Regions from separate parts of the Homo sapiens genome. Here regions 2 and 3 are each linked to region 1. A link is an interaction called in ENCODE POLR2A ChIA-PET data of the cell type or tissue named here. Cell type or tissue: HepG2. All regions are shown on one strand.

Region 1 (2,500 bases):
CCAAGCCATGGACGAGATGGACATCTTGCAGTACATCCAGGACCACGATACACCAGCCCAGGCCGCCCCCAGCCTCTTCTGACCCTTCCATGCTGGCCCCTGGCCCAGCAGGCCTGTCTGTGGGGACATCGGTGTGAAGGGAAGGGACTGGGCCCTGCAGGGTCAGAACCTCCCCACCCCCAGGGGAGGCCAGGCAGAAGCCTGGGTCACAGCACCCAGAACTGCATGGTTCCATTTTCTCCGGGGCTGTGGGGCCAAAGTAGAAGCCTGCGGGCTGCGGGAGCGGCTCTCACCCTAGGAGCCAGAGCCCAATGTGTCTTATTCCCCGTGGACATGAAGGGGAGGGAGGGTGTGGGGATGCCTTGCCAACCAGAAGCCCAGCCCCAAGGATGAAGCAAGACATGTGGGGCCGTAGCGAGGTGTCACATGGGGCAGGGAAGCTTCATGCCCACGGGTTCTGCCAGCCCCAGCACAGACCCAAACTGGGGCTGGGCCTCTATCCCTCCTCTGCCTCTGTTCGCATAGTAAGAAGGAGTGACCGGTATCCTCCCCTTCCCCTACCCTAAGCTGTAGCCTGGGTGACTGACTGGCCTGGGCCTGGGGTGGGGACGTCCCCAAGCCAAATTACTCCAGGGCCTCTGCTCCTCGTGGCTGCCAGGGGCCTGCAGGGTCTGGGTGGGTCTCCCAGGAGAGGAATACTGAGTGGGAGATCGGCTGTCTGGAGTGTTCTGATGCAAGTCTCTCTCTCCTGAGCCTCCTCTTGATGCAAGCTCTAAAGGGAGAAGTCAGGCCCTGCCTCTCCAGGGTATAGACGGCCCTGCTAGGCCCCAGTTCTTCCTCCTTCCCCCTTTCCCAGGAAAGGCCAGCCCAGTCCATGGCCTTCTTGGGCCTCTGGGCACAGAGCCAATGTTCGTCATTGCAGCTCTCAGCAAACTGGGTCATAGCTTTCCCCACAGCTCAGCCTGGGGCCTGGGCAGGGCTCCCAGCCTGCACCGCCTCCCACTGCCAGTGGGGCATGATTCTCTCAGGCTTCTGCCCCGAGGCCTTCGTCGTCCTCAGGGTCTGGACTTGGTCAGTGGCCTTTCACCAGTGGAGCTGCCTTCCCAGGGAGAAGGAGCCGTGCGCCAGGGCAGGGCCCGTGCCTTAGACTTCTCCCGACCCCCAGAGCGCTGGTACACAGGTCTAGGCACCACACAGTGCTTTGGAAATTCTCAGTGAATGATGTTTAATAAAGCAAAAAATGTCAAGGTGTCTTTCTTGGATATAATTCTTCATGTTCAGAGCTAGTTTTTTGTTTTGTTTTGTTTTGTTTTTTAATGAAACAGTAGTTTTAAAGGAAATGCAACCACTATTGCTCCTTGGCCCTGTCCTGCCTGGCAGAAGCATTGAGCGGGTGGGACTAGGACCTCAGACCCTTTTCTGATAGACACCAAAGCCAGCCCTGAGGGAGCCCCCGGCTGATGGTGCGGGTGGTTTGCAGCCATCAGTGTTGAGTGTCTCAGCTCCTGGCCCGTGCCAGGACCTGTCTGCTCTGTCCTGCATCTGATCACGTCCCTCTCCAGCTGTGGCGCCCTGTCCTGAGCAGCTTCCCCTCCACCAGTGCTAGAGTGAGAGGAAACAGGTGGTTTTGGGGTCGAGAGCTGACTCCCTCCTCCTCCGTCTTAACCCAGGCTCAGAGGGTCAGCTCCCTCCCCAGGGCTCTGAGCCAGCTCTGGGACAGCTCCAGCACCGGCTCCACCCATTTGCCTTCCCCCTTCACACCCGCCCCTCCTTCCCAGCACTCAGCCCCGGGCCCTGCATCCCTTGCTGACTGCAGCGGAAGGTCTCAGTAGGAGTGGGGAGGGGATGGGGCCAGGTCTTCCTCCGAGAGGTGGCTCCAGCTCTCCTCTGGGCTTTGTCCCCTCCCTGCCCTTTCTGCACCCTGATGCTGGCTCCCTGCCTCCTGCTCCCCACCTGCTTTGGGTCAAGTGACATAGGAGCAGAGGGCACAGCGGGGTAGGTGGCCACAGGGGCTGGTGCTCTGCTTGGGGTCACTGGCAGAACCTGGCCTGCCCGTTGTGTATTCATCCACTGTGGACGCCACCTCCTCAGTGGTCTGGACTCTCTGGACACCATCACAAAGACCCCCAGATATTGATGCTCCAGTATCTGTGGCTTGTTCTTCACCCACAGGACTGCGACTCATGGCCAATCAATGATCCTTGTCGCCTGATAAAGCCTGTGCCTGTGACCCATTCCAGCCTGTGTTAGTGATGTTCTTTTCTGTGCCTAGGCTGATGGCAGACCACCAGGGAGGGGAGAGGGGGAGAGGATTGTCCTTTAAAACAATGGACTCAGCCAGGGAAGCTGCCCTGCCCCAGTCACCCAGGCTGCTGCTTAGGGTAGGGGAAGGGGAGGATTCTGGTCACTCCTCACTATGCCAACCAAGGCAGAGGAGGCATAGAGTCCCAGGCCCAGTGTGGTCATCGGGCCAGTAACTGCACAGCCAAGACCCATGTAG
Region 2 (2,500 bases), 79 kb after region 1:
TCTCTGTCATGTGCTGAGCCCCAAGCTTACCCATGCCTCCTGCCGTGGGGACCAGAGAATGAGAAGACCACCAGGGAGACCCGCCCTGGAGACCATGGTGTGCTGCTGACTCACGGTGAGGCGGTTTCCTGAGGCGGGAGCGAGCCCCAGCCACCCACAGGAGTGTCTTCCAAGGGAGTGGAGGTGTGGGGAGACCAAGGCAAGCCCTAAAGGGTGCCAGGTATGGAGAGGGACAGAGGGGAGAGTCCACATCCAGGCCTCTACTGGGATGGGTGTGGTTTCTCCAGGGACAAAGCCATGAGTGAGGAACCTTATGATGGAGTGTGGGAGAAGGGGTGGGGGGCTCCAAGGAGGCTCAGCCAGTACCCAGGGCTGCTGTCTTCCCAGCGTGACTCACCGGGGCTTCTCCTCCTCCACCCAGCCCTGCCCCTCCATCTGTAAGATCTTTGATCTCACAAACATATTCTGTGCCCTTCCAGAGAATGACATCACCAAGTGTGCCCTCTGTCCTGTCACTTGGAGCTCCTGGAAGCACAGAATGTCCCTCAGCCTGGACACTGCCCCTGGCCTGGGGAGGTAGATGCTCCCCACCTCCCCTCCTGCCCTAGTGCAGAGGAAAGAAGATCAAATCTGGAGTCAGCAGACATAGGAGTCTAATCCCTGGTTCTGATATATCTAGGCAGTCATTGCCTTAGCCACACTCAGCCTTAATCTCCTGATCTGCAAAATGGGGAGAACCACACTAACTTTGCAGTTTGCGGTGAGAGTCAAGGAAACCCACGTGAGAAGTGTCTGGCACTGTGCCTCGCATGTAGTAAGTACTCACTAAATACTCGTTTACAGTTTTTTTCCCCTCCCTGTCTTAACCTTTTTTTCTCCAGTAAGTGACTGGGGACAGGAGTCCACTCTAAGAACCTCTGCCTGCCCTCAGAACTCCGTGGCCAGTGAGGGCTGCATGACCCCTTTGTGCTGGGAAGGTGCATCTCAGGACACTGACCTGCCTGTGCCCAGGCTCATGGTGTGGGCAGAGAAACTGTGGGTGAGACCTTTGTGAAAATGGAAACCCAGATGACCGGGAAGGGGAGGGGCCCCAGGAGGAGGGAGAACCAAAGGTCCTTGCTGTCTGTTATTCCACCTGTTTGTTTTCCCCTAATCCCCAGCCCACAGGGAGCTGCCACATTTCCCCTGACTCCCCCAGCGGGCCCAGCTCAGGGGCAGAGGCCGAGCAACACAAGCTGATCAGGCCACCATCACTGTTGGCTTCTGTGCCCAGGGGGTCCCTGCAGCCACCATCAGGAAAGCTCCCACCCTGGGGACAGTCTCTCCTGCCTCCTGTTCTTCCTGGGGTCAAAGACGTGCTCCTGCTCAAGGGTGAGCAGGTGCATGGGCTGGTGCCACCAGCTGGTACAGTGGCTCCCTTCTGCTCCCATGAGGGGCCTGGGAGATATTTCAGGGCTCTGTCCTCAGCCAAGCGTGGACTCAGCCAAACACTTGGGCAGGAGGGATGGTATCTTGTTGCCTTCAGGGCTTGGCTGAGCCCAGGGTCGAGAGCATTTTCAGATAGATGCCTGCTAACACACCAAACACGTCACTCCTTAACAAGATCTCCCTTGTGCCAGGGCTTGAGCTGAGCTCCAGGGAGTGAGAGAAAGGGGACCTAACAGACTTGTGGGAGACGAGCGTGAAGACAAAGCAATGACCCCAGATAGGCCAGTCGCAAATGCCAGGAAAGATCCACGGACCCTGGAGTTTCACCTGGACCTTGAGAAACAGAATTTGAATATTGTGGAGATTAACAAAACAAAACACCACAGGAGCAAAGGTCCTGAGTGAAGCTGGCCCTTTGGGGCTGGTGTATCTGGTCAGCTGGTAGGCATGGAGGGCCCACCCCACGGGGAGAAGCCAGGCAGAGAAAGAAGGCTGGAGGCGGCCGGAAAAGACGGAAAAGACACAGGTGTCAGGCGACGTTTGAATTGATTTTCAGCACTAGGGAGCCATCTCTGATCAGGGAGTGGAGTGAGCAGAAATGCCTTCTGGAGGAGGCCTTGAAACCACCTTTGCAAAAATGGTATCAGTGAGAAAATTATGACAGTGAAAGAGATCTCAGCTAACCTACCCCCAATCTTTCCTTTCCCTTCCTTATTCCTGGGTATTGGGCCGAGCTAACTTTGAAGACATTTAGGCTGTAGTTTAAATGGTAACAGGCCTTGTCCCAAAACGCAGCTGCTTTTGTAAAGCTAATGAGAGGCCATCAGGCCTGGGGGAGTAGAGGGCCCTGACTCCTGCTAAGGCGCAGACATAAAAGACTGTCAGCCACGATGCCAGAGGTCAGAAGACAGGCAACTTCCCTAATTACTCCTGCAAATAATGCCAATGTTGTGAACCTAAGGTCGGCCTTCCGAGATACCTTTTCAGGCCTTTTGCATGTCTGACACCCATGGCTCCACCTGGACCCGCCAACCTTGCCCCTGTGGCCCCACCCAGAAGTGACTCAGCACCC
Region 3 (2,500 bases), 200 kb after region 1:
TTCAGTTAGAGGCTGAGGGCCTCAGGTGGGTACCTTTTTGGTAATGAGTTCATCTCAATTCAAAGAGCCTGGGACTCCACATTCTGGGACTCCAGCTACTTTTATGTATAAAATTATGGGCCCAGAACATGTGCATTTTCAGAAAAAATGGGTTAACCTCACTGAGACAACTTAGAAAAGATAATGGGGAAGTTTTAATTTGGTTAAAATTATTTATTTGCAAGTCATATGAGAAAAAAGGAATCAGAATCCCACATAAAAACAATAGTATGTATCCTTTAATTAGTATAGGAAGATCTAAAAGACTGAACAAATCAAAAATTGCATCCGTAAAAGATTCTTTGCAAAAAGCAAGTGAAAATCTTAAACAACAGACTAAGGACATCATAAAAGAGGACTAAGGCCGAGCACAGTGGCTCATGTCTGTAATCCCAGCACTTTGGAAGGTCAAGGTGGGAAAATTGCTTGAGTCCAGGAGTTCGAGACCAGCATGGGCAACATAGTGAGACCTCATCTCTACAAAAACATAAACAAAATTAGCCAGGTATAGTGGTTTACACCTGTAGTCCTAGCTACTTGGGAGGCTGAGGTGGGAAGATTGCTTGAGCCCAGGAGGTTGAGGCTTCAGTGAGCCAAGATTGCACCACTACACTCCAGTCTGAGCAACAGAGTGAGATCCTGTCTCAAAATAATCATTAATAGTAATAACAATAAATTACAATAAATTATTTTTGTTGTTGTTTTTTTGAGATGGAGTTTTGCTTTTGTTGCCCAGGCTGGATGGAGTGCAGTGGCACGATCTCAGTTCACCACAACCTCTGCCTTCCGGGTTCAAGCAATTCTCCTGCCTCAGCCTCCCTAGTGGGCTGGGATTACAGGTGCATGCCACCATGCCTGGCTAATTTTATATTTTTAGTAGAGATGGGGTTTCACCATGTTGGTCAGACTGGTCTCAAACTCCCGACCTCAGGTGATCCACCTGCCTCAGCCTCCCAAATTGTTGGGATTACAGGCGTGAGCCACCACGCCCGGCCTATAATAAATTAATTTTTAAACTTTCCACTGGTAAGATACTTTGAAAAGAAACAAGGACTATGTTCTTACTGAACTAACCACAACTGTTTATTCTCTTTATCCATCCCCAACTAAATATTCTGAGTCCACTAACCTTGCTAAATTACCCTTTCACCCTGAAGAATATTGACAAAAGAGAAGGCAAACAGATGTCTTTACAAAGTAAGACCTCTGATCAGCCAGGCCTTCCTGCTGTAACCACTTTAACTCCATGATCTAAAATTGAGCTTAGAGCCATTGTAAAAGACTTCCCTGATGCAAGGAGAAACCCTCAAAAATTTACTGAGGAATTTAGAATCTTCCTAGGAATGGAGGATCCAGGACTCCTTGACCTTTACCAATTTATTCACATGATATTGGGACCTGGCAAATGGATGCCAGCAACAGAATGGAACACACATGAGGAGGATATTAAAGACCCCTCCAAGACCTCCTCATGGGAAGGGCCAAAAGGAGCATGAAAAAATGCTGAACCCCTTCTAGATTCAATTTCTAAGATTTTTCACACATTTTTGTCTTCTGGTTTGCATGATGGACCAATCACATTCACCAAAAATTGATTGGTCCATGATGCAATCCTGCAGACAAGAAAAAAAAAAGATGAACCAGTTTCACATTATAGAACTCACTTAGAAACACTATTTCAGAAACATTCTGGGCTCAACATATGGCAAGGAGCATTTCCTGCAGAGACTGAAACGGCATAAACTGTTCTATTTATAAGCAGATTTTGTCCTGAACTTAGCAGTTTAATTAAAAAACATAAACCTAGATGGGAAGTGACAGATATGACTGAATTGGTGGCTGTAGCTGAACATTTTGAAAGGGCTCTACAGGAAGAAAAAACCCAAAGATTAACAAGCCTATGTCCCTTCAACCTTCAAAAAGCTGCAACCTGTGAAGTTTTTTCAACCAAGAGGTCCTGAAACAAGAGGTCCCAAAGTATCTCCCTTTATTGCAAATGACTAGAAAAGAGACACTGGAAAAGAAATTCTCCATTTTTCTGACAGTCCACCAATAAGCCTCTTTCCTTTAGGCTAGAGAGAGCCCAAGAGATTTTAGCTCTCGTGATAATTGACCAGACTCTAAGAGAGTCCCCTGATAAAGTGCTGCCCATAACACCTCTAAATAAACATAGAGAAACAAGAGTTAGAATAAAGGAAATCTTGTACAATCCTGGTGGATACCAAAGCCTCCTATCTACCATAAAGCCACTTTAATAGATCAACAAATCGCTGAGAGTAAAAACGTTATGTTTTTTGCTGGGGGTTTTGAATGAAGTTCAAGAGGTTCCTATGTTTGAACTCGTTCAATGGACTTTGGGGCCATTTTCAGAAAAAACATACTTTTGTACTGTGGGATACTACTCCAGTAAACTTCCTAGGGCAAGACTTACTTTCAAAGCTAAAAGAATGCGGGCAAGATG

What was found. ChIA-PET counts read pairs that join two places held together with the same protein. Peaks named below come from ENCODE experiments on the same cell type or tissue, not always from the same donor. Only the 100,000 strongest peaks of a DNase experiment are listed, where the experiment ranks them.
Region 2: POLR2A ChIA-PET joins it to region 1 with 21 read pairs; 2 of 35 experiments call an interaction of 5 or more read pairs at or near these places.
Region 3: POLR2A ChIA-PET joins it to region 1 with 11 read pairs; 3 of 35 experiments call an interaction of 5 or more read pairs at or near these places.

Annotation. Positions count from the first base shown.
Region 1 is chr2:20,616,569-20,619,068 of GRCh38, reverse strand. HS1BP3 (HCLS1 binding protein 3) reads left to right here. Exons shown (of 7, transcript NM_022460.4): 7 at 1-1,251. The coding sequence ends at 82. Among named protein-coding and RNA genes, the nearest start is that of HS1BP3-IT1, 25 kb to the right of the region's middle. RefSeq lists enhancers at 861-970, 1,355-2,246. In HepG2, a CTCF peak has its summit at 1,013; a DNase peak (open chromatin) is centred at 938.
Region 2 is chr2:20,537,485-20,539,984 of GRCh38, reverse strand. It overlaps LOC102724948 (a long non-coding RNA gene), which reads left to right. Exons shown (of 3, transcript XR_939794.3): 1 at 1-115; 2 at 480-814. Among named protein-coding and RNA genes, the nearest start is that of HS1BP3-IT1, 54 kb to the left of the region's middle. In HepG2, no CTCF peak of the experiment used is centred here; DNase peaks (open chromatin) are centred at 484, 1,104, 1,774 and 2,374; H3K4me3 peaks cover 1,099 bases.
Region 3 is chr2:20,416,136-20,418,635 of GRCh38, reverse strand. LOC105373465 (a long non-coding RNA gene) reads left to right here. Exons shown (of 5, transcript XR_001739317.2): 3 at 1-25. Among named protein-coding and RNA genes, the nearest start is that of RHOB, 30 kb to the left of the region's middle. In HepG2, no CTCF peak of the experiment used is centred here; a DNase peak (open chromatin) is centred at 1,195; H3K4me3 peaks cover 554 bases.